6 separate regions of the Homo sapiens genome follow, and all the other regions are linked to region 5. The links are chromatin loops, found by intact Hi-C in ENCODE. Cell type or tissue: PC-3. All regions are shown on one strand. Links, peaks and the distances in the headings refer to the core of each region. The heading gives the core; the rest is flanking DNA.

Evidence for each region. Hi-C counts contacts between places; a loop is a spot of excess contacts. Peaks named below come from ENCODE experiments on the same cell type or tissue, not always from the same donor. Only the 100,000 strongest peaks of a DNase experiment are listed, where the experiment ranks them.
Region 1: a loop joins it to region 5, with 7 times the contacts of the local background. A loop is called at or near these places in 4 of 110 quality-filtered maps.
Region 2: a loop joins it to region 5, with 13 times the contacts of the local background. A loop is called at or near these places in 17 of 110 quality-filtered maps.
Region 3: a loop joins it to region 5, with 6 times the contacts of the local background. A loop is called at or near these places in 4 of 110 quality-filtered maps.
Region 4: a loop joins it to region 5, with 4 times the contacts of the local background. A loop is called at or near these places in 5 of 110 quality-filtered maps.
Region 6: a loop joins it to region 5, with 8 times the contacts of the local background. A loop is called at or near these places in 3 of 110 quality-filtered maps.

Annotation. Positions count from the first base shown.
Region 1 is chr6:100,114,581-100,120,088 of GRCh38, forward strand. No RefSeq gene overlaps it. Among named protein-coding and RNA genes, the nearest start is that of MCHR2, 120 kb to the left of the region's middle. In PC-3, for the core only: CTCF peaks have their summits at 2,242 (motif pointing right) and 2,464; a DNase peak (open chromatin) is centred at 2,251.
Region 2 is chr6:100,469,982-100,475,489 of GRCh38, forward strand. No RefSeq gene overlaps it. Among named protein-coding and RNA genes, the nearest start is that of SIM1, 7.8 kb to the left of the region's middle. In PC-3, for the core only: no CTCF peak of the experiment used is centred there; a DNase peak (open chromatin) is centred at 2,970.
Region 3 is chr6:100,662,403-100,667,910 of GRCh38, forward strand. ASCC3 (activating signal cointegrator 1 complex subunit 3) reads right to left here. Exons shown (of 42, transcript NM_006828.4): 15 at 1-134. Among named protein-coding and RNA genes, the nearest start is that of SIM1, 200 kb to the left of the region's middle. In PC-3, for the core only: a CTCF peak has its summit at 2,088 (motif pointing left); a DNase peak (open chromatin) is centred at 1,019; H3K27ac peaks cover 944 bases.
Region 4 is chr6:100,226,195-100,231,702 of GRCh38, forward strand. No RefSeq gene overlaps it. Among named protein-coding and RNA genes, the nearest start is that of SIM1-AS1, 160 kb to the right of the region's middle. RefSeq lists a silencer at 2,974-3,063. In PC-3, for the core only: no CTCF peak of the experiment used is centred there; DNase peaks (open chromatin) are centred at 2,877 and 4,917; H3K4me3 peaks cover 1,386 bases; H3K27ac peaks cover 849 bases.
Region 5 is chr6:100,174,652-100,180,159 of GRCh38, forward strand. It overlaps the pseudogene ARG2P1. Among named protein-coding and RNA genes, the nearest start is that of MCHR2, 180 kb to the left of the region's middle. In PC-3, for the core only: a CTCF peak has its summit at 2,219 (motif pointing right); DNase peaks (open chromatin) are centred at 1,440 and 2,160; H3K4me3 peaks cover 467 bases; H3K27ac peaks cover 3,195 bases.
Region 6 is chr6:100,105,133-100,110,640 of GRCh38, forward strand. No RefSeq gene overlaps it. Among named protein-coding and RNA genes, the nearest start is that of MCHR2, 110 kb to the left of the region's middle. In PC-3, for the core only: CTCF peaks have their summits at 2,480 and 2,685; no DNase peak of the experiment used is centred there.

The sequences.
Region 1 (5,508 bases), core at 276-5,275, 60 kb before region 5:
ATGTTGGGGCATAACACAATTTGGAATATGAGTCTCAGTATTCATTATATCTTGTGACTAAATTTGTCAAGAAGCTCAACAATTGCATTTTTCCCTTTCCTTTTTTTTTAGTTTTGCAGAATAAGCTGATCATTTTGCTTTTTAAGTGTCATTTGATAGGAATATGTCTATACTATACTTCTGGCAAAAATTTACCCTCTCTTTTATGGTAAAATATATTCAATTCAGCCAACTACTTTGTGGCCAAACCATCTCTCTGTACTCACCACACAAATGTTGAATCAGAAAACAGAATGGCCATATTACAAGTCCTTGGCTCAATAAAAATAAACCAAGCCAAAAAAAAGGCAAAGGCAAAGAAATTTCTGTGAGAGTTGATTGGGGTTTATTTCAGCTAATTTTGCATTCATTTCACAATCATTTTTACATTCTACACTATAGAAATAAAAATGATTAATTCTGAAAAATCTTGCTCTATGAAGGGGCTGATGATGGGCACCCACTGCATGGGCCTTCCACAGTGGCCCAGGGCTCTCTAGCAATGCCACTGTTAATTGTTGGTGGCTCTCAACCACTTTCCAGCAAGTACCTCTTTTTCCTTTCTCCTGTTTTCTATCTCATTCCTCTACATTCCTTAATCAATAAGTATTTCCTAAATGCAAGAGACCAGCTCCTGTCATCAAAAAGCTTATTATTGAATAGATGTGCCTTGCAGTGATCCTGATGGACTCCTTCATGCGGCTGTCATTCTCCAATCAAAATGGTTTTGGACCCATCAAGTTTATCTACATTTTATGGGTCAATTAAGTGCCTACTGGGTAGCATTTTTGTAGTATGAGAATCAGCAACAAGAGAGAGCATATTTTTTCATGATTACATTTTCTGGAGGGAAAACTTAAAAGATGCCATTTTATTTTCCTATATGTAAAACTGTGTTTCCAATGGAAATGAATTTAGCAATCCAAGAGAGCTTTTGTAACTGCCAATAGAGTTCCAGGTTGCTTGGCAATGCAAATGAAGATCAGAAACCATCCCCACCCAACAAAATGAAAAACAACAAAAACAACAACAAACCAAGAAACCCCATATGTCTGTCATTCCAGAGATGCACAGTTGAAAGGAGCCCAGAATAAAGCTTTGAATGAGAAACAAAAAAATGTGAGGGCAACACATGAAATGTGTTTCATTTTTTTAAAGCAAAAACAAAATAAACAAAAACCAAGTTGTTAATGTATTATTTCCCATCAGAAGGGAAAATACCAATAATGGGTTTGAGGGTTGTGGTGCCAAGTTCTCTAGGGTTATAAACTAGACTGATGCAAAGCAGATGAAATTTCATCTGCGGCTTACAAATGAAAGCTTTTTAATGGGGAAATGGAACATTTCTGCCCCATAGATGTGCTGAGACCTCAGGTTCAATAGAAGTTCAAGTCCTCTTTTTCTCAGCATGCCAGAAGCAGGCACCTTGGTGAACATCAGGCTAAAGAATTCATGGAGAATGCACTAAAGGGTTAATGGAAAGGGCTTCTAAAAACCAAGGAATACCCCCCCGCCAAAAAAACCCAAATTAACAGTCTACTGTTTAAGATTATTTTTTAAAAATATATCAACCTAATGTACAAAGAACTAAAGCTTTAGCAAAGGGGACCAGTCAATAAAGAACACCTTTGGTGATATGTCACATTGTCTTTTCATCTGTAAATGATAATGAATTTGGCAACCATTTTGCCCCTTATTGCAAATTTAAGAATAGTATCCCATCCATTCCTAACTCCTGTTTTCTGAGCAGGATTTTTAGAGCGCTGTTGTCCTAACATACAGAATTAATGTTGAAAGAATTGGTAGAGTTTGGGAGAGTTGGAGAGGTTAGGGTTTTATAATTATTTTTCTTCGATTATGTCTATATTTTAAGTTATTTACTCATTTCATGTCAATTTCAACCTCGAGGAAATAAAAACCTTTTTTCTTTCTCTAGGCATTCTATATTGTTCATGGGAAGTGGAACTGTGTAAAAGGCTCATGTGAGTCTAAGCAGTTACCAGTGAGGAGAATACAAAAGGCCACCTCACCCCAGTGCCTGTGGCATCTGACACTAAAACATATGGCTGAAAAATGTAAAGTGCCATCAGTTACCAGGCTGCTTGTCTCCCTGTTCTGTGATATCCCAAACCAGAGAGCTCGGTTTCTTTACAGAGTAGAATGATTACGACCACTAGTCTGCCCTTGCTTGGTAAAGGCAAAACTCCAAATGGGCAGAAAAAATCCTCCAGGTGGCAGCACCTTCTTAGCTTTCAAATCCTCCTCTAGTGTGTTTTTAATTAGAACTAAAAATATAGTAACTACCAAAACCAAATTGATCCAGGAATAAACATTTATATGGTACCTCCAATCTGGAACTAGTCAAGATGTATTAAATTATTAATGATCTCTTCCAGCTTCTGACTATTGCTTGTTTTGACTTACATATTTAAATACTCCCTTGTAAGTAAATATGAAAGTTTATAGACTTAAAACAACATAGAGTTATAAGAATGAGGTCATAACCTGTGACTTCTGGATTAATGTAATTCATTGTGTCTGCTTGTTTCTCATTACCAACTAGCATTTCCAGTCCTTCATATCAGCCATGTTGTGCTGTTGTGACCATTGCTCTAATTTCTATGTCCTTATGCTTAAGCAAGAAACCATTACAGAAGCTTTGAGCCAAGGTAATAACAATAAAAAAGTGTTTTTAAGCCAGAAGCAGAAGGGGAGAAGGGAGTAACAGACATTCAGAAGGCTGGTGAAAGGTGAGCAAGACTTCCCCGGCAGAAAGAGCTTGTTTAGGGAAAATGGCATGGTGTTCTTTGAAAAGTCCTTTTTATTTTTGGCCTTAGCAAATGAACCTATGGAAAGCATTTACTAATTGGACATACAGTCAGATCAACCAGCAATCTTTCTGTAATGAAAGAAAATATAGGAAAGGTTAGCACTTTCCACAAACCCTAATCAGTCTCCTCTTTCTGTATTTGTCATTGAATGTCTCCACAACATCAAAAACAACTAGATGAAAAAGGAAATATTCAAAAGCTTGCTGGCTCTTCTACATACCAGTTTGATTTTTTAAAAACTGGATATACTGAATTAAATGAACTGACTTTGAGTAGCCATCATGTCAATGTTGTGTAGTCTCCGAGACAGTTAAGCCTATTTGAAGATGCTTATGATGTTCTTGTCTGTCTATCAATATTTTAGTCACCTAGACTCAGAACCTGAGATTTACTTATTAGTCACCCATTCAAACACCATCCACTGAATATTCACTGTGGCAGACACGATGCTGGGACCTGATCTTCAGCACTTCATTTTCTTCAAACTCTGTCAGATCGGTCCTTGCCTCATGTTTTCAGTTTTATTTTTTCTTTCTGATTCCGTGGACTCTACCCTAGACCTTAATCACTTAATGGGTATATTACTGTGAAAACCGTCCTCTAAATTTTCATGTTTGCAGATGCTCTTTCTTTGAGTCTATTCTACTTGCTACTGCTCCCAACTGGCATGATTCATTTCACTGATTGAAAAACCTACCATGACTATTTGTTTATAAGATCAATTGAAAAATTCCTGTTTCTAGGATTAAAACTTCTTATCATCTGGCCCCTCCTAATGGGGACCTCATCTCTCAAGGCTCTTCACTGCGTCCCATCATCTGCCATGTTCTCTTGCCCTCTGACATTTCACTCAGGATGGCCTCCCTACCCTCTTGCCAAATTCAAGGTCTCCCTTAACATCCCTTCTCTCTTCATTGCAATATCTACCACCAGCATCTATTATTTCTATTCCATATTCTACCTTGTCTTTCTTTCTTTTTTTTTTTTTTTTTGGTATTTATTGTTTTTTCAACAAGATTACATTCCTATTGTTGAGGGACTTTTCCTTAGTTTGGCTAAAGACGGGATCCTTGTCACGTGACCACAAAAGATTAGGCTCCCAGACAATTTGAAGGGTGAGAATAATGGGATTTGTTGGGTGAAAAGGAAAAAAAAAAACAAGAAACAAAAAATAGGGAAACATGAATTCTCCATAAGGCTAGGGTCCTGCTAGTGTGCTTCCTGCCTCACAGTTTGAATTCCAGTTTCCACCCAGGAAGAGGAGGGGCCAGGCTCCTCCCCACTGCAAATAGCGCGAACTTCTGTGGCTCCGCCCAAGTGTGCACTCCTCCCAGTGCACAGGCTGGTTGGAGTTTCCGTGCGGACCACTTCCCACCTGGCTGTCTCACTATAAAAAACATCCCCTGAATCCTGTACTCATTTCTTATCACTCACTCTGTTCAACACATAGTAGGTGGCCAAAAATACTGAACCAAGAAATGCTTATTAAGTTGAATGTTTTCTCTATGCAAACTGGTCAACTAATACATGCCCATCATGGTCATCAGCCCCCAAAGCAGCACTTCTCAGAAAGACTAAATGTCATTCTATTCATAAAAAGAAAAGATTCAATTTAACAATGTTCCTAGCATGTACTAGGAAATGTTGAATCCTCTCATTTTTTAAAAGCCACCTTTAGAGAATTACATGATTGCTAATGTAACAGAAAAAGCTTATATTTGATTTTCATTTGAAACAAAAAGGTCAGGTTACTGCAACATTTTCTCTGTTGTGATGACATGTTTAATACAGGACAGTTTGACCTCTTATTCTATCTTAATACTTTTCTTTTCTCTAATAACACGGTGTCTATAATGGTGAATTATGATATTTAGAAATGTTTTGAAAACTTCCTCGAGTCAAGTGAGTAATTCTGACCACTGAAGATGTTTTTCTGCACTAAAATAAAGGATTGCAAGGCAGTTGCCCTTTGCCATCATCCCAGTTGACTTTGAAGAGCATAGTGACATAGCAAACATGCTTTCCTTCATAGGACTTGTTAAATGTGTGTCTTGCCCATATCTGAGCGTCTCCATTACTGATATTGCCTCAGCCCCTTGAGACTCTGGAAAAAGAGGATGATTCGGGTTAGTATTTCCAGCTTCACAGGCAGTATTTGCTTTAGAGACACATTTATTTCTGAATGTGTCTCCTGAAGAAAAAAATGGCACAATTTTATGACTTAGGAAAAACACAGGATATTTAGAAACCAACCTTTTAAAGAGTGTTTGTTCTAATACCACTTCTGCTTGTTGTTATATTCTCTAACTTGGTATAACTGCCCTTAATTCCAAACAGCCTTCAAATTTGCAAAGATTGTCTTCTACTGATTAAGAAGTTAACGGGTATTGAGTTCCTGGTACTGCACAGGGATTTACAAATGTGGTCCACAGTAAAAGGCAGGAAAACCTCTCAGCAGCAAAGGCTAAAACCCCAAGAAAGGGGAATTGCCCATGGCTTCTGTCATTGGCTATTGACACTTTCAGCCACTGCCCCAATTCCATTTTTCTACCATCTTGACCAAATAGTCTGTTTGGCATAACTAGTATATTCCATGTCTTCTCGGCATTAACACACAGGAAAAACGTGGCAACCTGAA
Region 2 (5,508 bases), core at 327-5,326, 300 kb after region 5:
GAGGGAAAATATTCGAAGCGATGTCCCTAGTATTGTGGGATCTTGAACATACAGCATAAAATGATAGGGCGGTCTAGTTGAGGCCCAGGAGTGAGGCTGTCCTCTGTGATAAGGATGGGGTCTCTGAAGATGGCTTATTCCTGCCTCCTTAGGAAAGTGGTTAGTGTCAAAAAAGGGAGAGGAAGCCGGGGCAAACTTCCGTGGGGAGTTTGGCTTCAGAAGAGCAGGGAAATACACAGGGTGCTCTCACAATGTTTCAGTGTTCCAGGGTTCTCAGCTATGTTGCTGGAAATAAGTCCAGAGACTTTGGTTCAGTCAACCAGGGGTGGGACACACTGGAAATATAGCAGACAAGCATTGGTTCTCCTTTTGGCCTCAAACCTGTTCCCTCATTTTTCAAGACCACTTAGGCATAAAGGGTTCAAGGTGTGTGTGTGTGTGATGTTGGTGCAGGGGGAGTGGTCGCTAGAGGAGGGGGCCCTGCCTGGATGCATTGGGCCAGGGTGGTCTAGGCCTCCCCTCAAGTGGCAAGGGCTTCCTCTTGTGCAGGGTCAACGTTATGACACAGCTTTGTTGATCCTTAAGCACTTTTGTAATGTTTTTATGGCTCCATCCTGCATAAGAAAATATTTTAAAATTATATTTTGCAACTGCATTGGTAAACAGATGAGTGTAATTCAGATTGGTTTCATTATCATATATTCATTATTCTTACATTTTTTTTTCTTCTGATGGTAAAAGAAATAAACAGTGAAACATTTTTCTCAGGCCGTAAAACTACATGGGCCCTAGGCACTGTGACTATTGTGTGAAATGGATAAGTCAGTGCTGCTCCTAGGTACACCTGGGATGATATGGATGCTGGGCATGCCTTTTCCCAGCAGTGGTTCCTAAGCCCCTTTCAGATGAGAGAGGTTTGGGATGACAATCTCTATCCATGAGTCACAGCTCCATTTCTGGAATGAAGCTGTTCATCTCCTCAGGGCTCCCACTGCAGAGTCCCTCCACCCTAAAACCGAGTGGAAAATCCAGACCGATTAGACTACCAGCACCATTTCTTATCTTAACACCTGGCCTGCTTCACTTATTTTCCTTACCTAGAAATCCAGATTATTAAGTGAAATCCAATTTTAAAACACTATGCAAACCAAGCAAGTGGATCTTGGGCTACCAATTTATGTCTCCAGCTATACAACTACGTAGCTTCTTATTACTCTTCTGGAGTTTCAAGCAAACATTAAGATTTATATTACACACACCGTTCTGCACCTTGATTTTTTTTCACTTTTCATGACAGTATACAGAAAGCTTCTTCATCCTTTCTTTCCTAAACATCTGTATAGCATTCCAGAAAATACCAGTATAAATTATTTAACCTTTCACCCACTGAGGACATTTAGGTTTGTTTCCCATTATTGCTTCACAAACAATGCTGCAGTGGATAACTGTACACATGTCATTTACCTGTGTACAAGTACACCCACGGGACAAATTCCCAACAATGGAGTTGCTATATTGAAGGATACATGGATTTGCACTCCTGATAAACATTGCTAAATTGCCCTCCATGACAGTTTTGCCAATTGACACTCTCATCAGCAATGTGTGAGGGTGACTGTTTCCCTACAATCTTCGAATGAAGCACATTATTAACTTTTTTCCCAGTCTACTAGATGAAAATTGATTTTTAATTTTTTTCTGTTATTAGGGAGGTTTGGCATATTTTCATATGCCTAAGTGCTGCTTGCATTTTTCTACTGGAAACTGTCAACCCAAATGATTTGAGGGTGGGGGCCCTCTTGGCTCTGAGGTGGGTAAATCCTTGGGTAGGAGGTTGAGGTGGGGTCTGGTTTTAAATACAGTTGAACCATTCTTGAATCCCTGGGGTGAGCTCACTGGTCAACACTGGGAAGTCGAGACAATGACAAACACAGGTTCAAGGTTCTGGAGTAATCTACTAACAATTTTACTCACATGAAACATTTAATATTCTTTCATAGAAAACACAGAATAAGATAAATATGCAAATATAATTCTAATGTATCTTCATTCAACAGATCTCCTGTCTAATTATAATCAATTATATTGTACATATGTTAAAACAGTGGTTAATTTCTGGATTCTGTGTTTTGAAATTCAGTTGTCCCAAGTTGATATTTGATCAATCTGTTTCTGTATTTTACCTATAAACACATGGGAGACTTTACCACAGAAACAACTCAAGCATTAACATATGCCAGCCAATCACTTCTCGTGATTTGAACAAATAACTTGGAGGAAACAAGGGGATAGACTCATCAGCAGTTTCACAGGAGGAAAAGCCATAATGGTCTGGTTAAGAGGAGGAAAAGCCATAATCATCTGGTTAAGAATCTAAATAAAAATGATACGTAGGAGAAAGCAGGGGAACACAAGTGCACTGCAAATGTGCAGCCCATCTCAGTTTAGATCTGCTTTGATATTTATTTTCACTCCTGGAGATCTGATAACTAGCTTGTGAAGATAAATCTTGTACCACAAGCCATTGTGTATTCTCCTTGAATAATCAAAAGTCACAGAAAGGAAATCTTGATGGCAATGTGATTGTTTTACTCCAAGCCAAACAATATAAATGGGTATTACAATTTTACATTAACTTTCCTTAAAACTTTTAATTTTCTATTCATTGTAGGGCCTCAGTGCTTCAGAATTATAACATAGTTTTATATGAGATGGCACTCTCACTTTCTTTCTCCCCCAACCCCATAAGAAAGACATGATAATGAGAAACTATTCCAGCAGGAGGAGCCGGTTTAGATACAAATGGATTCCATGGCAACTCCTGACTCCACATGACTTCTAATAACTGGCATTTCAGTTGAAAATTGTCTGTCTGTTATTCTGCTCAATGCTGGTGCTTTATATGGGGTTTTCCCTAGTTTACATCTCAGAAATGGAACGTTAATCTCCAGTTTCATGAATAAGCACCGGCAGCAGCAGCAGCAGCAATGTGTCATCACCTGTAACCACAATGTGGCCAGTGATTTGTCAAGTGTTTCTGGCTCCAATTTTCAGACTAGCTGACAGAGGTGAACACTGAATAGGAAATATTCAGAGCTGGTATCACATAATGTAGAAAATCTGGAAGGTGTGTTCCACTGCAAATTGACAGAAAGAGTCAAATGTTTTTATTCAACTCAAGACAATGCATGCATCAGGCCCCTGACAGCAGGTTGTGAATGTTGGGCTTTGTTGAGTCAGAGACCACTGCACTGGAAGAGGAAAACTAAACAAGGATAAAAATATCTGGTGTACCCCCGTCTTACTTAAAACTCTCTGTTTTGTCCCAAAGCTGAGTGATCTGCTGATCTCCCAATGAGTACTGGCACCACTGTCATGATGATAAATAAGATGATAAGTGTCATGATGATAAACAAGAAATGTGTATAGGACAGGTTTGTAAAACCTCATGTCTAAGTATTTTATAGATTTTTAGTCTAACACAGAAAAAAATTGGGTCACAAATGAGTCAAGTGCTCACTCTTGGAATCACTATAAGTCAAGGATGGATTTGGGTACAAAAGTGATGATGAGCTGAGTTTACTTTTGAGAGCTCCTTCCATAGCTTCTGGATCTTATTGAGGAGGTTGTGTCTCATCCATGCAGGTAAGGACTGAAATTCAGCCCTGGCTCAGTCCTGTGTCCCATCCAGAGGGGGGTCTTTTTCTAATTTGCACAAAGGCACTGTATAGTCTAGCAACAGCCCTCGCAATACTATCCTCCTTGCTGATTCAGGGCTCATGTGACACACTTCAAAGAATGTTTGTTATGATGTATTGGAAATAATCTTGCAGTAGTTTCAGTGCTTAATGGGTGACCAACAAATAACATTTCATTCCCAGGGAGTATAAGAATAGAGGTGACAGAGCAAATTTGTTTAGTGAGGGCATATCCCAGAGAAAGAAGAGAAGGAAAAGAAATGCTTCTGTGAGGAAGAAAAAGAGATGGACACATGGAGGTGGGAAGCACCAAGGAGAAAGTTTTACAAAAAGATTGACGTCAACCTGTTTAAAATGGTTCCAAAATCTATTGACCAAATTCAGGGGGAAATGCTTTAAAAAGAGCCAAGTATGCTTATTTTGAAAATTGCATTAGAGAATTAGCTTGTGCATTTTTAAAAAGCAACTTAAATATTACTATAGCTTTGACTAATTGGAAATTTGAGAAGTATAAACCCAGTAAGAACTCTTGCTGTTTAGCAATGTTATCAGCTATCAGTTCTTCAGTGGTCAGCAATGCTGTAGTTTATGTAGGACCTTCACATCTTTTTCGAATGAGCTGAAACCTGGCCAGTGAGACAGTGTATTTGAAGTGCCTGTGCAGTGACCAGAATGTGGTGGGTGCTCATTGGAGGAGAGTGCTCACCTCACTTCCCACTTGCTCTATGATTTCAGCATGGAAGGAGTTAATTGGAACTTCTGTGAGTTTGTAACTCTCTACATTCCCATGAGGATGGGGACAGATGATATTCCCCCAAGTTTCCAAAGGGAAGGCTGAAGAACAGAGAGCTGAGTAGCTTACCCAGAACCACGTAAGAATAATGTTCACTCAAGTAAGTATTTGCGGGCTTTCCCTCGAAAAGTGAAAAAGACCAAATAAAAAGAAGTTAAAGTTAGATGTATTGGAAATAAGGACAGTAACCCCAGGGGAAAACATCCCAATTGAAAGCTGGCCTGGATTTCTTCTTGAAACTTTTTTCTTCACATTTATTTATTTTTTTTTTTTTTTGAGAGGGAATCTCGCTCTGTCGCCCAGGCTGGAGTGCAGTGGTGCAATCTCGGCTTACTGCAAGCTCCGACTCCCGGGTTCACGCCATTCTCCTGCCTCAGCCTCCCGAGTAGCTGGGACTACAGGCGCCCACCACCACGCCTGGCTAATTTTTTGTATTTTTAGTAGAGACAGGGTTTTACCGTGTTAGCCAGGATGGTCTCGATCTCCTGACCTCATGATCCACCTGCCTCGGCCTCCCAAAGTGCTGGGATTACAGGTGTGAGCCATCGCGCCCTGTCCTTTATTTTTTCAATTTGGAAATAATTATGGATTTACAGGAAGTTGCAAAGAAATGTACAGGGAATTCTGGTGCACGCTTTACCTTGCCTGACCCAGTAACATCTTGCGTAACTACAGTATGTATAAATACCAAGAAAGTGACATTGGTACAATTAACAGAGCTCATTCAGGTTTCTCCAGTTACACTTGTACTCGTGAGTGTGCGTGTGTGTGTGCCTGCGTGTGTGTATCCGTGTGTGTGTGCTCATAGACCTATGCAGTCTGATCACATGTGTAGCTTAGCTTAGTGTACCATCACTACAATTAAGATACAGAATTGCACCATCACCACAAGACTCCCTTATATTACCCCTTTATAGCTACAGCTTTCTCTTTCCCTCCATCCCCATCTCTAAACCCTGGACACCACTACTCTCTTTTCCATTGATAATTTTGTTTCAGGAATGTTATGTAAATGGA
Region 3 (5,508 bases), core at 186-5,185, 490 kb after region 5:
ACTAGGACTTTGATATGCCCATTAGAAAACAAGTTTTCAACTAAATTTCTGTCCTGCCGAAGCATTCCTGCATGATGAATACTAAAACCATCTGGGAATAATTCTCGTACTTGCTTATTTCTCGACCTTTGTACCTAGATACCAAGAAAGCGTAAGAGTATTATTTAGCATTTAAAAGCAATTGTTTTTAGCATTTCTGTTGTATGAGTTCATCAAAGAAATCAGAAAATTATTTTTAAGCATCTTAAGGTATTACTAGGTCTTAGTATATAATGCTTTATATAAAATCATAAAAAATAATGTTACCTATCTTAAAAAATAGGTAATACCAAAATATATCACAAAATTCAAAAGGAAAGAGGTGAAAAGCAAGTGTCTCTTTCATCCAGATGTCCCTTTTTGCAATCAATCAGTATTACCTGTTTCTTAGCCTTCAAAATATACACTATTCAAAATAAAACTAAATCTCAGTGGCTTCTCAACTCCTTAAGAGTAAAGGCCAGAGTCATTACAATGCAAGACTATGGAAATCAATCTCATCCCCTTACCTCATCCACACTAGCCACAATGGCTGGCTTTTCTGAGTATATTTTCCAACAAGTCCATATCTGCTTCAGAGCCTTTACACTTTTACTTCAGACCCACTGCCTTTGAGGACTTCTCCCTTCTTATTGAGATCCCCATGATGCTTCCCCTATGATATTCCTCATTGCGATAAGTCAATAAACCCAGCTTTGTTCACCTACAGCTGTGTTCTTGGTGATCTTTGATAGCAAAGCATTGACCATCTGTTTTAGCTCCTCAACTATAGATGTGCATTGAGTATAGAGGAGTCCTTCCTTATCTGTAGTTTTGCTTTCTGTGGTTTCCATTACCTGAGGTCAACTGTGGTCCAAAAATATTAAGTAGAATATTCCAGAAATAAACAAATCATGTTTTAAGTTACATGCTCTTCTGAGTAGCATGATGAAATCTCACACTGTCCTATTCCATCCAGCCCAGAAAATGAATCGTCCCTTTGTCCAGCATATATAAGCTGTAGACATTTCTCACCCATTAGTCACTTAGTAGTAGGCTTGGTTATCAGATTGACTGTTTAAGTATCACAGTGTTTGCAAGTCACCCTTATTTTACTTAATAATGGCCCTGAAGCACAACATTAGTGATGCTGGCAACTTGAATTTGCCAGAGAGAAGCCATAAAGTGTTTCCTTTATGTGAAAAGGTGAAAGTTTTCAACTTAAGGGAATAAAAACGAAATTGTATGCTGAGGTTGCTAAAATCGATGGTAAGAGCAACAAATCTTCTAGTTGTGAAATTACAAAGAAGAAAACAGAAATTTGTGTTAGTTTTGCTGTTGCACCTCAAATTGCAAGTTACAGCTACAGTGTGATACATAGTTAAGATGAAAAAGGCTTTAAATTTGTGGGTGGAAGACACGAAAACAAAAACGCACTTAATTGACACCAATCAAGTTAGTTCACTAGTATCTGTGGTTTCATATCTTGGAAATATACCCCATGGATAAGGGGGGACTACTGTAATAATGTTACTTCTGGTTCTGTTCTTTGGCCTAATCTGAGCCCAGAGGTGAGATTTAGTATACTTATATGTCACCTGTGTAAGTGCTGTAGCAGAAGGTCTTAAAAGACTCACTGAAGATTCACTATACAATAGGCAGAATTTTTAAGAAAAATTAAAGACCTTAGATTAACATTTAAAGAAATGTTTATATAGTTAAAGCTTCTGTTTGGCCATCACATCATGTGTTTATTTGCTATTGGTCTCAAAATCTCATTATCAATTCATGAGCTTCTTTTTGAACAGTTTTTTCCCTACACTTTTTACTTAAGGGCTGGATAATGGCAGGGAGTAAGATTTCAGGGGACTGGGGTTCCATTCTAGACTTTGCCATACTGATTATCTCTCAGGTCACTTAAAATTTTAAACTTCTAAGTTAATAATATTTAACTAATAAAATTATCTAAGAAAATAGTATTCCATGAAATCTGCTTCAATTATAAAACCAAAAGTAATGCATTAACAAACCACACCATCTAGTGGCCAACCAAGTAAATAACAACTTACACATTTTGAGCCTCTTAAGGGTCCAAAACAAAATACATATATAAACATAACAAAAGAGGAGAGCTTCTTAAAGTTTCAAGGGGGGTGTATTCTTACTTTATTCTTATGCAGTGCAGTCAGCCTGTTAGAAATTATTTTATACATATACTTTAGGACTAATTACACTTGGATCTCATTGCCTCAGCTTTCATCTTTTCAGACAAGCAATATTGTTACTGTAATCTTAAAGCAGCTCTTATGAATATGGAAAAAAGTCCAATTGTGGTGTATTTGCTAAGAGCTCCTTCAGAGGCTAAAGGTAGGGAGAGGAGAAACATTTCACTTACTTCATTTCTTTTCTAATATTCAAGAGTGGATATTCAAAGCCAACAGAGGAAACTAAAACTATTGGTTGAAGGTGATATTCAAATCATATTGCTGGATTGCTGTTTGGTTTTAGGTTAAGTCTGCTTTCTGTGGGCTCCCTGCATTGAAATGTTCTGCTGTCCTTCTTACAAATAGATTCCTTAGTCAAACCCCATTTGAGGGAAGACATGGCTAGGACTGCTGTGGCACCAATGACACAGTAAGAAGTTAAACAAGGGAAGTATGTATCTGTGATAGAGATGTTTCTTATAAAGTAGCAGGTGGATCTTGGAGTACTGACATAGTACCTCCCACTTGATCACATGGGTTTCACATTCAACCAGCATCAGTGGCCAGTTTCACATTCAACCAGCGTCAGTGGCCACCAACTTGGTATATCTCTCTGGTCTCTGTGAGGAACTAGGAGGAGGTAGGAGTCACTTCTATTTCTATTCTTGCATACTCTGTGCATTTTTTTTATTGGTTCATTACAGACTTGAAGTGACAACAATCAAAGTAAGTCTGGGTTTTTTATTCTTAACTATCTTTGAATCTGAATTTTCCATCTGTGGTCTGCCTTAGCTCACAACAAAAATGAACTGGAATCTGGCCGGGCACAGTGGGTCATGCCTGTAATCCTAGCACTTTGGAAGGGTGAGGCAGGCAGATCACGAGGTCAGGAGATGAAGACCATCCTGGCTAACATGGTGAAACTCCGTCTCTACTAACAAAAACAAACAAACAAACAAAAAAAAAATAGCCGGGCATGGTGGCATGTGCCTGTAGTCCCAGTTACTCGGGAGGCTGAGGCAAGAGAATCACTTGAACCCAGGAGGTGGAGGCTGCAGTGAGCCGAGATCACATCACTGAACTCCAGCCTGGGCGACAGAGTGAGACTCTGTCTCAAAAAACAAAAAAAAAAGAAGAAAAAAAAATGAACTGGAATCCCTGGAGATGAGGCCCAGGGATGTTCCTCATGTGATTTTAAAAATCATCATAAAGCAAAACTATTTTTCCACTTTTAGTGTACACATCTAAGAATTTTAAGACATATTTGTGTTAGATTTGTGTAGCTACCATCATAATCAAGAGGAGTTTCTCCACCTTAAAAAAACCCCCTCATGCTATTTCTTTATAGTTAAACTCTTCGCAACTACTACCACTGTACTAATCTGTACTCCAACCCTATAGTTTTGTCTCTCCAAGACCACTATATAAATTGAGTCAGAAAGCTTATAAACTTTTGAAATTAGTTTCTGTCACCCAGATTAATGGCTTTGAGATTCATCTAAGTTGTTGCATATATCAATATCTCATTCCTTTTTATTGCTGAGTAGTATTCCACGGTACTACAGATGGGCACATTACAGTCTGTTAATCGGACCTCTCACTGAAGGACATGGGGGTTGTTTCCAGTTTTCACAATTATAAACAGAACATTTATAAACATTCATGTACACTTTTTTGTATATATTAATATGATTTCATTCCTCCAAAGTAAATACCAGGCATGAATCTTACGGGTCACATGGTTAATGTATGTTTACTTTTATAAAAATGCCAAAGCATTTCTGGAGAATTTTAACATTTTGCATTTGCATCAGCATTGTATAACAGTTCCAGTTGCTTCCCATACTTGCCAGCTTCCCATACATTATATAATTATTATTTTTTATTTTAGCAATTGTAACAGGTGTGTGGTAGTATCTTACCATGGTTTTAACATAAGTTTCCTTAACAGTTAATGATGTTAAACATCTTCCATGTTCTTGGATGTGCATATCTAATCAGCTCCTCAAGTGATTCTACTGCACACAAAAGTATAAGGAGCGAGTTTTTTACAGAAGGATATTTGCAATGATGTTTTTATCCACCTGTGTTATAATACAGCTGTACAATTTGACCTCATGAGACTATTTAGTGCTAAGCAACCTCGTATTTGTTATTGTACTAAATTATTTACATTCCTAAGAAGAGTACCTCCTAACAAATTTATGAAACATGATAGTCACTAACAGACAAAAAAAAAGCACTGTAAAGAATCAAAGAGAAGATCAATAAGAAACATGTATTTATCATATATTAGATCCTAGGAATTCAAAGAAATTTAAGACAAAATCTGAGCTTTGGATAATTTGCAGACTGGTAAGGAAGACAGACTCATATACAAGTGATTTCTATTAAATATAATGTGTTTATGATAGAGGTACAGGGACCAAGATGAAACTTTGTTATTTATGACATGATATTGTCATTTATGACAAAATTATGTCTTATTTACATTTGTATCGCTAACATTTGGCAGGGTGCCTTCTTCATACTGATACTACACATTCCCTGAATGAATGAATCAGTGATCTGATAGTTTGATCAAAGAAGTCTTTACAGAAAATGTGAAACGTGAGTCTTGAAGGACAAGGGATAAACTGCTAAATGGGGAAAGGTAGGCAGCAGGATATATAAGTACCTAAGCTGGGAATTATTAAAGAGCACACACAGTGTGTTTGGAGGGCATTCTGTTCAGAGGGTGTGGGGCAAAAATTAAGAAAATTAAGCTAGAAAAAAGGATTGGGGTCAGGCTTTACATTGTCTTGAACATAGGTGGAAAAGGAGCCAATTCAAGTTTTTAAGCAGTATCAGATTTGTTCTTTAGAGAGGTAACTTCACAGTTGTGCTAAGACCAGAGCAGGTATCGGCCACTACAGCAATCTGCAGAAGATGGAGGCAGGGGAAACAGAAATAACCAAACAAAGTCAAGGTTAAAGTTGGCTAGAAAGTAACCAAGACTGGATGACTGTCTAGAAAGGGGGATGAACATGACATAAAAGAAAAGGAGTTAGAATTGTTTCAAGCTAATCCTTATCTTGGTGCACTGAATATACGATAAGGTAAACAGAATGAGGAGAGTCAATGATTGCCTTTAACTTAGGTACTAAGAAGGTCAGGAGTAAATTATGTTTTGCGCATGAGTTTGAAGTGATCCATGGATAAAGACTTGGGCTTTTCTTCTAAATAAATGGAAAGCCACTGAAGATTTCTGAGAAGGAGAGAAATAAGGGAGACCAGTTAGGTAATC
Region 4 (5,508 bases), core at 122-5,121, 52 kb after region 5:
GCAAGTGAAAGTTGCAACTCTTTTTGCTATTTCCTCCCACCTGTCACCCAGTGCAGTAAAGGAACTTCTGGTAGGCTACCTGTGTGAATTGTAGCCTATTGATGCAGTCTACCTATGTGAATTGTAAACTTTACTCTGGAAAGCCAGCTAAAGCAGCCCAAATAGTTCAACTCCTTGTTCAGCATTTCCCTCAAACTTTGCTCCCAGGCAGCCAAGGGCCGCAGGGGAATGAAAAATATTCCTCTCCAGCCTGAGCCCCCAGAAGAAGGAGAAAAAATGCAACATACACTTTGGCAGGTAACTGCTTTCTCCTTCTCCTCAAAAAGAAAGGAGGTGACACATGAAGATAATAGATTATCCCTGTGTGCTATCCCCTAACTAGAATTTTTCTTTTAACTGTAGCAATATATACGTAACATAAAATTTGCTTTATATTATTTACACTGAATGCAACATGTGGCGAAGTATACGTAACATAAAATTTGCTTTATATTATTTACACTGAATGTGACATTCAGTGACTTAAGTACATTTATGTTGTTCAACTATCACTAGAGTTTTTTTCATTTCCCAAACTGAAACTCTGTATAACTCCCCATTTCTCCCTCCCCCCAGCCCCTGGCACCACCATTCTACTTTCTATCTCTAAGAATTTGACTACTCTAGATATCTCATATAAGTAGAATCATACAATATTTGCCCTTTGGTGACTGGCTTATTATACCTGGCGTAAGGTCCTCAAGGTTCATCCATGTTGTAGCATGTGTCAGAATTTCCTTCCTTTTTAAGGCTGAATTCCTTCGTGTGAGTATATGACATTTTGTTTATTTACTCAACCAGCAATAGACAGATTGGGTTGCTTCCACTTTTGGCTATTGTGAATAATACTGCTAGGAACATCTGATCAAGCCCCTGCTTTCAATTTTTTTGGGTATATACCCAGAAGTGAAATTGCTGGATCGTGTGCTAATTCTACTTTTAAAATCTTGAGGATCTTCCACACTGTTTTCCACAGTAGCTGCACCATTTTACACTCCCACCAGCAGTGTAGAAGGTTCCCAATTTCTTTAAATCCTCTCCAACGCTTGTTACTTTTTTTTAAGTGACAACCATCCTAATGGGTATTTAATAAAGTTTTTTTATTAGAATCATTTTTCTTTCTTCTTGTAAGCCACATCACTCATGCATGCTTCAGCTAACCACGCAACCCTGCTTTTTCATCTTCATTAAACATCAGCCTTTCACAGGATAACACTTGAGCTGTCTATTGCAACCAAGTTATAATCCTGCCTACTGGAGCTTTCAAGAATGATACCACTTATGTTTGGGAATGATCCTCTGTGGATGAAAGTAGGCAAAACAACATACCCTTCATTTTCACACTGAAGAAGGTCAACAACAGGCTGTATAAGGTATGGATAAAGCCAAAGGACACTGTAATATTCTACAAAACAATTATCTGCAAACTGATGAGAAGTATCACATTAAATCTTCAGTATCAACTGTCATTAAATTTAACATGGAAATAGGTAAAATGAGACAGTTTAGAAATAAAATTGACTTTTTTTTAAAAAAAGAAACTATGGACTGGAAAGTGTATATACTTTAGATGATGTTCAGAGTGTAATAGATTCTAATGATCTATGTTTGTCAAGTCACTTAACGATTTTGTTTTTGTCCCAAGTGAAATAGTCACAAATCCCCAAATGAATTACTGAATGTGAACAAATTTCTTTTTTGCCTGTTATCATTCGCTTCCTCTTCTCAGTTCTTCCTGCACACCAGCATGTTACTAAATCAGGCACAGTGATAAGCAAGAAGCTTGCCCTCCATTGGTTTCTATCTTAAATAATTACAATCATTATCATCTAGAGCCATACAGCTGGTTCTTGTGGAGAAATGTTTATGATGCTATCTTCAAATTAATAACACTACAGAAGGAGAAGGGTAGAATAATGTCAGAGGCATTAATCAGTAACACTCCAATAAGTGGTTTATAGCATTATAGTCACCTGACTTGCATTTATGAGATGCGGGATATTCTTTTAACTGCTCTGTTTGAGGTTTTTGATGAACATAAGATTAATTAGAAGAGATTTTACTGCTGGTTCAAAGTATGTTGTTCCTCATCATGAATGTAATCATTGATGACTGAAATAACTCATTTTGTAGCAAAATCATATCATTTTGTAGCATGATATGATACACCATATCATATGGTGTAATGATTTAAAAAAGCATTATTTTATCATTACACCATATGCCACTGTAGTTGAGGCTTCGTCAGATTCCAAAGATACGTCATTTATCACAGAACTTCACCCTGAGGTAAACTGTGAGTTGAGATTCTATCAACAATAAACGTGATGACTTCATCGTTTCATTTAAAGAGAAGTAAGCTCTGTGACTGTATATTGCTAGCTTCCTGTACTTTATGCTTCTGTAGGCACAGAAAGTATTTTAAAACGTAGAATGGGGCTTTTCACACAAAGGAGTAACACAAAGGAATAGATCTGAAAGGACTGTCATCTGCGATCACTTCCTACCATCAGTTTTAAGTCAAATGGAAAAAGAGTTCTCATAAAAATGTCACTAGGTACTCTCAATGGCACTGAATTAGCTATTTGGGTACGGAAACGGATGTATTAAAGTATAAAAATTGAAACCCACCAAACGTGTATCAAGTAGGGGAAAATCTGCCTGCGCCCCTAGTGCCCAAAACACTTAACCCTGAAGTACCAGGTGTCCCCAACCGCGGGCAAACCCAATCTTGGTTCACTTTGGCGTCTCGGAACTGACAGGGCTCCGTCAGATCTTCCGTTTCCCTCCTGCGCGTCCGTGATATTGATTGACAGCCTCTCCCCTCCCACCCTCCCTGGCGGCCCAGCCAGGCAGGCTGTTTTGTCAGCTGCTCCGCCCAGGCCGGACGAGGCCGCAGCCTGCCAGCCGGCTCCGGCCTCCACACCGCGGGAGCACGCCCCGCCTCGGCCTCGCCGCCGCTCGGGCTGACACTCTGCCTCCGGGCCCGGGGAGACCTTTCCATCTGCAAATAACACTGGAGAATTCAGACTAATCGGTTCAGCTTCCCTGAGGCAAAGGGGAAAAAAAAATGTTTCTTCAAAGGAAAAGGATTAAGAGGGAAAGTGAGCAAAGGCTTGCCTGGTCTCCACTTAGGGAATCTGAAAGAGCACAATCAATTGAACAAATGCTTCACCTAATCATGGGGAAAGCAGGGTTGGAGAGGAGCTCTGTTTTGTGGGGTTTTGCTCTTGTAAGGTCACTTATGGAATCAGCTAATGGAAACAAGTTCTAAAGACTTAGACGGTGGAGAACATTTTCTTCACTCCACATTGTATTAGGTTGGTGCAAAAGTAATTGCTGTTTTTGCATTACTTTTTAAAAAATGGCAAAAACTGCAATTACTTTTGCACTAACCTGTCTTGTAATTTTTTGTTTTTCTCAAAAGGGTACTTTACTAGCCACAGTTCTTCATCCTGCACGCGCACACACACACACACACACACACACACACATCTATTGTTTATTCTGCTATTGAAGCAGTTACATAACAGGTTACCTGCAAAATGGGAGCTGGAAAAACATACATAGTTTTAATAAAGATCAAGCGACATTAGAGTCTATCATGGAAGAGCTCGATATATCCAAACTGGGAAACTATGAATCAAAATTTCATTAGAGAAATATTAGTGACTATTCTGACTTTTTTTTGTTTTTCCCTTTTTGATATTAGCCAGCTCTTCCTAAAAGTCTCTAGGCTGTTTCATCTGGAGTTCCCAAGCCCTCTTTCTCATTCATGATATCTACTTGGAAATTAGGTGTCTCAGTACAGCTGCTTGCTAATTGTAATTTAATTTGAATCTCACTTAAGAAAGCATTTTCTTTGGAGGGGGAGAAATCTTCAAGGAAAAAAATACTTTCAGGTCTTGATTTGTATAACTAACCCTTGCACTTGGTAGGTCATTAGATCTCACTAGTTTGTAATGCAATCAGAGTCAGCATTCTGCTCTTAAGGGCTACTCGGTAATTTGCTTGTTAATATATTAGCACACAGCATTGATCAAATGGCTAATCCAATCACACGCTTGTAATCGATCTCTTATTGATTACCTAGTCTGGTGATCACTTTTGTTGGGTTCAGTCAATAGTAAATGCCAAGTAGCCTTTCACACACCTAATTAGCTTATGAAATAAACCAAACATTTTGCTTGGCCCTGAAGGCAAAGATCAATGGAAAGCTTTGGGGCTGAATTCAGATGATTTTTTCATCAACTTTTCTTCCTCTCTTCTGCAGCCACTCAAGTTCACATTAACACTCTCCCTCTGGTTTGAAGACATCTGAAAAGCAGCTGCCATGGTGGAGACGCTGAAGCAGCTGTAAGCCATAAATCACAAGGGTGAGGGATTCTGGGTTGCACATTGGCATGTGGTCTGTCAGGCCAGAAAAATAGAGACATAAAAGAGCCAAAGGTCAGAGGTATGTAGAGTTTAGAAGCCTGAACTTGTGCTATATTTTATGCAAGGAAACCTTGGCATTGGTGGGTCTTTCCAAATACACTTTAACTTTACCGTGCTGACATGGTACTTGATTAGATCTTTACTTCTCTGAATGAGCTGACTGTAGCTTCCTGCTACTCATCTTGCTACTGTTAATTTGATCGTGTATCTTCTTGCCTTCATCCAGAGGACCAGTCCCTCCAAGGGTAATTGGGTTAAATAACAACTTTCCAGTTGCATCCAAGATTGTTAAAGTTTGAAATGAAAGCAGTATTGGAGATGGTTTGGCTGATGCTTATCACATGACTTTAAGGAAGAACCTACTCTTATGGACCCAACCCCATTCCTCACTTTCCCTATAGAATAGACCTCATCATAGAAACATTTGCCTAGGGCCTGAGTAATCACAGACCTGCCTGGTGATTCAAAGCAGGAAAGTGAGTAGGATAGCTTTCCTGGAAATTACTGACAGCTACACAGTTAATTTCCCGGAGCAATATATGGTAATGACTCTCAATGATGGGATGTTCCAAGTTCCAAAACACAACACCAGGCTGGTGGAGTGTAACCAAGTCTCTGTTGGCAAAGAAAAGTGTAGAACTGAAGCATGATCTAAAATCAATCCCAGAATTTTCCTGTCTGAATTGCCATTTTTAGAACAAAGAATTCACCAAATGACTTTCAATTTCTTTTTAAAGAAAAGCAAATTTCCGGAAACCATAGTTGGCTTATATGATTATGTCAAATTTTCCTGAGGATTTAAAACAATAGCTTTATGGTCAAAAATATAAGCAATCCATCAATCAATCAAACAAGTAAATCCACATACTTGGCAGGGCAGACGAAGCATTATTTGTCAGGGCAAATGAACACAAGTAACCTTTCCTTAGGACTTATCTAGACAATTTCACCAAATTTCATCTTGCTTTGAAGATAAGATCTATTAATACAATAAAAAGCAAAGTGATTATTTAAGTTTAGCTGTTTATCAAT
Region 5 (5,508 bases), core at 158-5,157:
TCCATCTACCCTGCACTACCTTCTAGATAGAAAATTCAGAATAAGAGATAATAGTTGTATCCTTAATTTACCCATTCATAGAAAAAGTGTGAGAGTCAAGCATGACATGTTTGTCAATATTTCACCACATAAAAATTAAAACAGCAAGGGGTGATAACAAGTGGAGGAATTTTTAGTGTGGCTACCTGCAGCTGAGTATGTACAAAGCAAGTAAACAGTGGCCCAGTATAGACACAGCTGAGGGCACTTAATTAGTGACAATTACTACATTGTTCTAAGCTGCCTGTAACCTTGCTTTCTCCCTTTAGATAAACTCATTTAAGTAAATACAATGTCAAGAAAATGGACAAGCCCTTTGACTTGCTAGAGAACCATGAAAGTGCTGTATTCTATCAATTAAACATGATTCTTTCTTTTAAGAGGAATTAGATCTAACATTTGCTTCAAAATTTCATACAGCTCTCCACACATTGTGTATATTAGTTCTTTAGTGTTAAATGTGTAGCAAATCGATTTTTCTTTTCAAAAATTTATACTAATAATGATCACACACTAAATCTTTTTTTTTAATTATACTTTAAATTTTAGGGTACATGTGCACAATGTGCAGGTTTGTTACATAGTTATACATGTGCCATGTTGGTGTGCTCTACCCATTAACTCGTCATTTAGCATTAGATATATCTCCTAATGCTATCCCTCCTCCCTCATACTAAATCTTAATGGTTGGAGCCTTTCAGAAATTACTTACCTAGAAATACGTTTTAAGAAACAGTTTTGCAACTCACTGATAAAAAATATTGTTAAAGGGATAAACAATTTGGATGCTTTTCTAATTCATCACATTAAGTGAGAATGGTGTCCAGGCAGTAGTTTGGAAATGCTTTGAAAAAGTCACAAATGAATTACCTTTTAAAAGTTTTTCACTTAACAAACATTTATTCAGAAGCTAGCATATAAATCTTTATTTAACAAACCTCTTTTTAGCAACTAGTACATGCTAGATGCTATAAGCAATAAGACATTGTATCAGCCTTTAATGAACTTATAATCAAAAAAGGCAAAAAGAATAGTGCATAAATAACTGTCATACAAAGAGGAAGGCCAAACTACAAGTCCAACTTCTTCAGTCCTATAGCCACGGCATTCTCAAGAGACAAGGTCCAGGCATTTTGTTCTCCTCTAACATCTGCACCAAACAACTCCTATGTCATCTGAGAGTCAGAGGATGGTGACAGCAGCTCCTCCAGCTCCCTGCCTCCTGCAAAAATGAGCAGAACCTTGTGCATTCACCCTGACAGATAAATGTCTTGCATTTGCTGCTTTTTTCTGGGAAATGTGGTGCATGTAAAATGAATATACTTTTATTTGGGACATTAGTCATGGAATGTGGGGGAGAAGGAGATGTTTGACCTACTTAAATATACTTAAGTATACAAGTTAATTTCTTCACAAACTATTTCCAAACTTCTTTTGTTTGACTTGGCATAGACCCCAGGTGACACCAGGCACGCACAGGAACATGGGAAAAAATGCTTTGTTGGTGGTGGATTCCCTCATGGTTTCACAAAGGAAAGGCATTAAAACTCAAGGAAGGTTTTAAGACTCAGTGTTTAATTTATGAAACCACATTTTAAAAATCCAAGCAGAGTAGTCATTTAATGAGGTCAGAAAGTAAGCTGTAACAACTTTAAGCTGGAATTTTACTGTTGTTCTATCACATGAAGAAATGAACGTTTTCTGTCTGTTAAGGATTTGAGATAAGCGCCTCCCACCAGTTGATACCTGACACTTGCAATCAGCTCACAAGAAAGGGGTGCTGCATCTAAAGCTACATTAACTCTTCAGTAACAGCTCAATCTCACTTATCCATGAAGTTCTGTCCGTGAAGTTTACAAGCACTAGGAACATGTCTCCAAGTTACACACAAGAGTCCTGGCCCTGGGCCCTAAATTACACATGGATCTGGAGCTGAGGAAGGCCTCGAATCTCTGGAATTCACCCTCCTCATCTGCACAATAGGGGCTGCAGTGCATGATCCCTCACAGCTCCATCATGGCCAGGGCAGAGAGTGAGATGTCCCTGTGTCAGTGGTACAGCTTGCTTGACTTCATTCCTTCTCTAGATTAACCATTCAAGGCTACACGATGTCAGGTTGCTCTCTAAGTCTACTGGCAGGGCAATGTATTGTGGTTTTCCACAGTCTTCACAACCAGCAGAGGGAGCGAAAGTGCATAGTAAATCAACTTTAATGAAGTATAAAATCTCTTTAAAAATTCTGTTTCATTAAAATAAAATCTGCTAAATGTGTCTGGGTTGAGAAATTTGACTTGCCTGGTATATTTGCCTGCTGTCTGTTAGTGTTTGTGTGTGGGAAGTCAGAATTTAAAAATTATGGCCACTATAGTTAATAACAATATATTGTATTCTTGAAAATTGCTGAGACTGGAAGCTTCCAGCTGCACTGAGCTCTGCCTCTATCCCAGTGATTCCCCACACTGCCAGTCAAGTCCCTAAGGAACTTGTCTCCTCCAGACGCAAGTGCATTCTATCCTGAAGAAGTCTGGTTGTGATAGGAGCCCCGTTCTTGTAGGGACAGAAAAGAAAAGGAGTGGAACATGGTCCAGCTGCCAGAAGAAAAATTGGATTGATGAAAAGGGTCTCCAATTTGGGCTGCTGCCTGAAAGACTTTGAAAAGTTTAGTTTTACTCCAGTCCCCACAGATGAGCTCTTCAACAACCCTACAGTGAATCTGTGCTCAGTGGCCCAGCCAACCAGCAACTGGCTGAGTTGGTTAGCAGAGCAGTGTTGTCTGGCTACAGCTGCGTCACGGTGAGAGGAGACCCCAGCCTGGCAATTAGTACCATTAGTGGTCATGCCTGGAACTGCCCAGACCTTTGTGTCACTTGGGTTGATGCCCAGAAGACATCAGTACACCCCTTACCACTTCATCAGGAAATCTCCATGGACTATCAGTTTCATTTCTCCTCACAGAACTACAGGGAAAGGTACCAGAACTTCCAGGATTTCCCTGGACAAACCTTGTATCTCCTCCCCAAGTATAGCGTATTCTGATCTAGGAGACATGGACCCTCTGGAACATTTTTTTAAAAGAACAATGATATCTAGTATTTTTCCGTGAGAGACATCAATCCATTTGGCACCCAGGAGGTCATGCAACAGAAATTTGATCTGCTGATTGGCAAAAGACAAAGGTCTGTCCATCTGAGTTTTGATATTGATGTATTTGACTGTACACTGGCTCCAGCTGCAGGAATCCCTATTGTAGGGGGACTGACCTTTCAAGAAGGCATCTATATTACTGGGGAAATACATAGTACAGGGTTGCTGTCAGCACTGGATCTTGTTGAAGTCAATCCTCAACTGGGCACTTTAGAGGAAAGGGCAAAGGCCACAGCTAGCCTGCCAGTAGATGTAACTGCTTTATGTTTGGGTCAGACAAGGGAAGGAGGGCACATTGCCCATGGCCAGATTTTCTCGTTTCCCAGCCAAGTCAGAAAATGAAGTGTGTGTGAGAATTTAGGAAATACTGTGCACTGTTTTGTTTCACAATGGGCATTCCAGAGCTGTAAGGCATTTGAGAATTTGAGAGGACAGGTATTAAGTGCTTATCTGGGTTAATATTGCCTTAATTAGAACACTTGCACATTCCCACAATTGTAGTTTCCCCTCTCCATTTTGGTGACTAATAATACCACTGTAAGTGTGTGTGTGTGTATATATATATATATATATATATATATATATATATATATATATTTTTTGCAGTTCACTGGGTATTAATGCATTGTAGTGCTATGTAAATTTAAAGATGCATAAGCAGCATTCGTTACCTTGGTATATCAAAAAATGGTAAGAAAGGAGATTTTTTAACTGTTTTCACCACAAAAAATAATTATGTGAGGTCATACATATGGTAATTGGCTTGATTTAGCCATTCCACAATGTGTACATATTTCAAAACAATATGTTGTGCCTGATAAATATATGCAATTTTTATTTGTCAACTTAAAAATTAATTAATTGAAAAAATAAATACCAAAAAGCCACAAGAGGAAGGAGATTAAGTCCACCCACACCTACCATTCTGCTGTCTAAAGATAAAGGAGGAGCCAGAGGATGCTGGGCCTGCAGGGAAGGAGGAGACGCGTATCAGCATCCTGGCTGGGAACAGAACTCAAGCCTCTCGACTGGACCCTGCTTTCCTTTTTTCACTCACTTACATGAAAATGGGCTTGGGATCAATAAGAATAATTCTGCTCAAGCTTTCCAATAGAAGAAAAACAGAGTAACCAGCCATGTTCTGCAGCTCTCACAGCAATCCTTCCCTCCAGCTGACTTGCTTCTCATCTGCTACTTTTCATGACGATAACGTGCTCCCGCATTTCATGGTGAAAGCTAAAGTCTTTAAAGTGGTCCGCCAGTCACTACACCACATGGCCTCCCTTTGCCCCTCGGACCTCTGGGTCTCCTCAATTCTCCCACAGCACCAGTGGCCAGTGTGCCTTTCCTGAAGCATGTCAGGCCTCTTCCCACTGAAAGCCTTTGAATTCGCTGTCCCCAGAGCACTGTTCCCCCAGAAGTCTGCATGGCTTAGTCCTTCTTTGTCTACTGAATGTCAACCCTCTTGATGCCCTATTTTAATTGTAAACTATCTGCTTTTCACTTTTCCTCCTCCCTTATTTTTCTCTACCTGACGTTCAGTACATATTATATGTCTTACTGTTTTCCTTATAAGTTCAGAGGTTTCTATCATTTTGCTCACTGTCGTTCAATGAATGACTAAATGAATGAGTCAATGAATTTTAAATTTAATTACATATGCAGTGTTTGAAAGAAAGAAAGCAAGTTTCCTTTAATGAAGGTATCATTATGTGCATATTATAGTTCTTTCGGCCTTACTCCCAAATAATTTTTTAATCGGTAGCTCCAAGATTGCTACATTGATTGAAATTCTAATTATTTGGCTGTGAGCACAAATGTGCTCATAACTTTATCATGTTGACATAAATATCAGTTATTTGGTAAGACAATGCTCCAGTCACCTCCTCCTGCTATAATGTCTAATTATCTATCTTGGGCTCTCACATTCCATTGTGAAAAACTAACATTAGCTCATATATAATAGTCATTCATAGTCTTTGCATGTTTGGTATGTGTGACCAAATGCCCTTTAATAGGTTCCATACTAATATTACATGAATATTAGTGAATTATCTAGTATAAATTTCTACAGGGCCTCTTAAGTAAATATGTATTTAGTTGGTTATGTTTTATGCATATTTAGAATTTGTTTGCATTATCCAACTTCACATGTATTATTTACCTGGTGGGAATATTTAGCTTTCTGACACTCTACTTTATCCTATGTATAAATTCACATATGTTTTATAATATTCATAACACTAATTCACCAAACGATCTTGATATCTGGTATATTATCATTTTCTTAATGAGATGTTATCTACAGCAAAGCATTTACTTAAT
Region 6 (5,508 bases), core at 295-5,294, 69 kb before region 5:
TTTTGCTGATATATTTAGTGAATGGGTTTATTAAGTAGAAACAAGGGGAAGAAAAGACTGCTGTTTCCTAATGATTTTGTTCTTCAGCTTTCAAACAGTGACTCTAAATTTGCATTTTTTTCCTGTCTTGCCATGGTGTGATTTTTGCAAAGTAATTATGGTAGTGAAAGTTGGTTTAGACCTCAGAAGTTAAATATTTCACTTAAATACTGCTGTGTTTTAATTAAATATAACCCTGGAGAACAGTGTTTAGTTGCACAGATGAAATGGGCTAAGCCTTGGGGCACTGTGACTCCAGTGGAGAAAATTGAACAGCAGAGTCAATTGGGCACAAGCTATGAGAAGAGTGAAGCAATTTATCAGGCCGACTGGAAGTTAATTGTTTAGGCAAAACGTAATACGTCATAGTATGACAAACACATCAAGCTACATGGGGCAAATACATAAATGTGATGACTATTGATTACCACCAAATGAAGGCTTTGGCTGTTTAATCAGTTATGTATTAGTTTTCAGCACTTTAAAATCAGTTAAAATCTAGTGTAATTTTAAAAAAAAGGGTTAGAAACAGAGAGACCAAATAATTTCAATGTAAGCAATTAAGTTTGGGTCATGTAGTCCCAGAAAGTATGGTGCCAGAGTAATGACTGAGTTGGGCTGAGTTTTATGGGAAAGATTCCTCAATGGTATAAATAAGACCAGTAAACAAAGTAAGAAAGACAGTCATTGTCTTCCCTTTATATATCTCTCATGCCTCAAAATTTACACGCAGTGCTAGACAACACATACTTTCACATTAATACTGGGAATAAAGTGCTGCCGGAAAATGGAAATGGTGCAGACGAGAAAGCTCCACATTATTAGGGACCTGTTTTAAAATGTACCCAGCGTTTGTTTTGATGAGGTATAGTAAGACACACAGACATGGAAACGGCTGCTATGAAGAAAGACTGTTTCATATTCACAGGTCCTGGGTGATGATGTTGACTTTCTAGGAGTCCAGGCACACCACGTGGGGCCACATGGGGAAGCAACCAGGGTTAGTCAGGGGACAGAGAAAGAGTGAGGGGAAAGTGTGGGTAAGAGCCTTTATTGTGGTTTCTGTAGGAAGAAATAGGACAGACAGGAGAAGCAGGCTTGGGATTGACTAGCAGAATAATTTCAGTGGGCTTGTAGAGAGTGGAGAGACTGTTCCAAGTTGTCGGATACTTTGTCCTGAGGGGATTGGGGGAGGAAGCAGCGGCTTGATGTGAGTCAGTTCAGTTCAATAAAGGAGGTAGTTGGGGGGTGTGGGCTCTGGATTGGTTGGTTTGTGTATGAAAGGCATACTTGCAGATCAGGCTTCTACTATCTTTAGGAATTGGCTAGTTCTAGGTGGGGAAGGCTCCCCATAGGGGAAGTGAGGCTCCAGATGCCATGTCATTAAGAATAGAGAAAATTAAAAAATATAATTAATATAGGACCTTCCAGTCTCTGTGTTCTGGAGATATGCAAAATGTTAAAATATTGAAAACACCAGGGCTAACATCCCTCAATATGTCACCTCAACTGTGATAAGGGCTGTCTTTACCTCTACGCTCTGTTAACCATTCAAAGATGCTATCTGAGCTTTGCAGATGCTGGCAATGCATTCTTCTTAACTACAGATTATTTTGCAGCTCTGCTGCTAATCATGTTTTCTTCAATAGCAAGAAGGCTTAAAAAGTTAAATAATGAGAAAATGACTCTTTTAGACGCCAGTGATCCTGCTGAAGTTCTCTTGAAAACTCTTCACTTATGGAGCAATGCCTAGGAAGGCCGTCCACTGAGGGTGTCAGTGATGGTATTAAGAGATCAAGCATTGTTGAGGAAAGATGAACATCCCATTGTGGCACAAACGGAATACATTCTAGAAATTAGGGTTTTCATACTCCAAAGAACTGAAGAATATCTTTAGACTGAACTAGATGGAAATGATTTTCAGATCACTGTTTTATACTTCATACACAGAATAAATGATGAGCTAAACTGTAGCTAAATATACAATTTCAGAGGTGTATTTTACCTTCATTTACTTAATGCAATCACTAAAATGCCTATGGTTACATTTGTGCCAAATTTTCAGTTATAAAATTTGATTTTCAGCAGATTAAATTTAGTAATAAAATGTTCTCTATGCTAAAGAATAAAAGGAAAGTCCTTGGGCAATAGTGTTTTTTCAATCACTGGTTTTTGAAATGCATTTGGTTGTAATAAACACAACCGCATATGGTAAAATATGACAAGTATTTTTCATTGTTAGCATTTTCATCTGTAAATAAGGTTGAAATTTAGCCAACAATTATTTTTCTCAAGAGGTTAAGAAGTGAAAACATAACATTTATTTTTTTTTCACAGAAATTGACACCACATTGATCACATCTGAGCTCTGGAAAAATAACAAAGAACCAGTCCTTTATCTCCAGGGGTGCTGCTGTTAAACAGTAACTATTCCCTATCTGACCACTGTGTGGTGCTGCTTACTTTTAAATTGTGTGTGTGTGTGTGTGTGTGTGTGTGTGTGTGTGTGTGTGTGTGTGTGTGTATCTGGGTGTGTACGCATATGTAGGCTTGTCTGCGTGTGCATCTTTGCTTTGTACATTTAGATATTTCTGATTTCAAAATGTAGCATACATTCAAGTTTGGAAACATCGAGTGCTGAGATTCTATTTAATGACTACAGATTGAAATTGACCAAATAATTAATCTCAAGCTTGAAATTGCATTTACTTCCTGCTTAACAAATGACCACCATGATGGTAGCAGAACTCAACCTAAGCATATTGCTAATTAATCTGATTTTACAAATAGACATAGATTTGGTGCAGAAACATTGCAAATAAAGAATTTTCCAAAATCTGGAAGCATTTAACTCTTTGCTTCTTCCCAATCGACATTCCGATGTTTCACTATTTTTGTGAAAGTAGGATTAAACAAAACAAACAAAATTTTTCTACATGGGTGATAATACAGACTTTCTAGTTAGAGTTTGGTAGAAAACGAAAAAAAAACCCACAAGCCTACTGCACTGGCTTAAACTAACAACGAGTAATTTAAAGGCTACAGCAATAGCTTAAGGAACATGAAGAAAGAAGATGCATTTTTGAAGGTGGGAGCTGGGAATTGACAGTACTCAGGAAACAATAGAACTGCTATCTCTATTCATCTGAAGTCGTATTTCCTCATTTATTCAATTTGGTTTTCTCCGTAACGTTTGGCCTGCTCTGGCTTTCATGTGCCATGTCACTATACCTGGCCCTGCTTCTATCTGACCTTTCAGTTTAACCCCCAGCCCCTAAATTATTGTAGTGTAGGTGTCTCCGTGGTCAATTTTTAGGGAGAGACAGTGTGGTCAATCAGTGGATTGATGCCTTTCTATTATGTAGTCATCATGAAACTCTTAAAAATGCTAATCAATTCAGTGCAGTTCAACAGAAAGTATTAAGTCATCAAACTGAAATGAAGAAAAAGACCTGAGTAGTATTAGAATACTCTTGATAATATAGTTCAACCCTTTATACTGGAATAAGATCAATCCTAATATATATAAAACCAGATAGTCTATTCAAACCATATCACTTTATGTAAAGAAATGTATTATGGAAACTCTCCAATTTTTACCTCATGGGATTTTATTGTGCTTAAATACAAAAAAGAAGGGAGGAGGGCATTTTTTCATAGGCAAATAATCTAAAAAGAATTTCATAGTAGAAAAGTATTCTTTGGCATCAGGAGTTTTATTGCCCATCTTTGGGAAAAGTACACAGAAGAATCTAGTGATTGAATGACCAGGTTATTTGCCTATTTCCCTTAGGAATCTGAGGCTAATGATGTGGGGACAGAGGGAGTATTTGTTTAAAGATGTCTTCCTCTCCAGATTCAACTCCAGAGAGGTTGGATAACTTTAAAGGACCTGGTAAAATACCCTACTTTAAATAAATTTCTAAAGGAAAAGGCATCATGAATATTGCTAGGTTGAGCAAGTCAACTGCTAATGCACAGATGGTGAATCTGGTTCTGCCTTCTTCACCATATCCCCCCTACTCAAATTTCTGCCATGGCACCTCTGGGACAGGTGACGGAATAAAGGAATTGCCTCCTCAGTGTTGGGGACAAAAGAGATGCCATGGCTACCACTGCTGGTTCCTCATCAACATTTTCTTTTGCCTCTTACGTTGATGGTAGAAAAGAAAGGAAAAATATATGTACATATTGTTATTAAAAATGTAAGCCCATTGATGGGGCTATAACATTTATTTTAGATAATGGCACTTCTACCAGATAACAGGAATTGCTCATTTCTAGAAAGAGCTCTGAACGATAAATCAGTGTTTCTAATTTTGTTCTATCACAAACAGACTTTGCTAATTAAGGAGCAGGTCTCCTCATTTCCCTAGGCCTGAGTTTTCTTTCCTGTAATATATTCAAGTCCTTTCCTGTTCTCATCATGCATGTTTTAATACTTTTCATTATTCCCATGGAACCTTCTTAAGGTGGCTGTACCCATCACCAAAGCAGATGAAAAGCTTACTTTTCTAGCCCAAATAAAGATGTAGTTTTGGAGCAGTAGACCTGTCAGTGTTAGCTTTATAAGAACAAATAAATTAAACAAACAAACAGCCTCCCTCCCCACATAAGATGGGCTTATGTCAATCATTTGTTTATTTTGAAAAGAGGAAAGAGGATCCAGGCAATTACTTGCTATTCAATGAAATTAAATCATCTCCATCCTCCCTTTCTCTCTCCTTCACCAGCACACACCATGATTCCAAGCAAACTATGCATCTGAAACCCATATGGAAAGTCAGGAGAGTGCAAAGAGTGTAAGGATGTAGACCCTGAGGCCAGGCTGCCTAATTTCACAGCCAAGCTCTGTTGTTTGCTACCCTTTCACCTTGGACAAATTGCTTAACTCTGGCCACGTTCTCCCCATCTGGGAAATGAGGATAATAATGGAACCTTCATCAAAGGATGGTTGTGAGAATGAATAAAAGCACTCGGAACAGTGCCTGGTACATAGTAAGTGTTGTGTAAGTGTCCTATAATTAATATAAGCAGTTCTATAATTGTTATCTGAATTAACTGGTAAGGAAAGGGTTAAGAGTCAGTGGGCTTTGCTATGGTCTGGGAATGCTTCAAACAAAGAAAAATGAATTACAGACAGACTTTCTCTGGCTTCCTATGTTTTTCCCATTTTTTCCTATATTTCCTATTTTTTCCCATGTTGCCATGCCCCTCAAATTTGTCCTTTCCTAACAAAACATCATCTGATTGGCAAGTAGCTTCTCATCTTCAGTAAGTCCCCAAAAACAAAGATGAGAGAATATTTGTAGGCAACCCCAGATGATTGCCTTCTTTACTTGATCCCCTACTTTAGCCCCTTGTTTTATGGATAATCACCTACCTCTGCTGAAGAAAAGGGAAGGAGGAGAGCTGAAGGAGCCACTTCCCATGCAGGGCAGTGCACAGCATGGAGAAGGCACTGTCTCA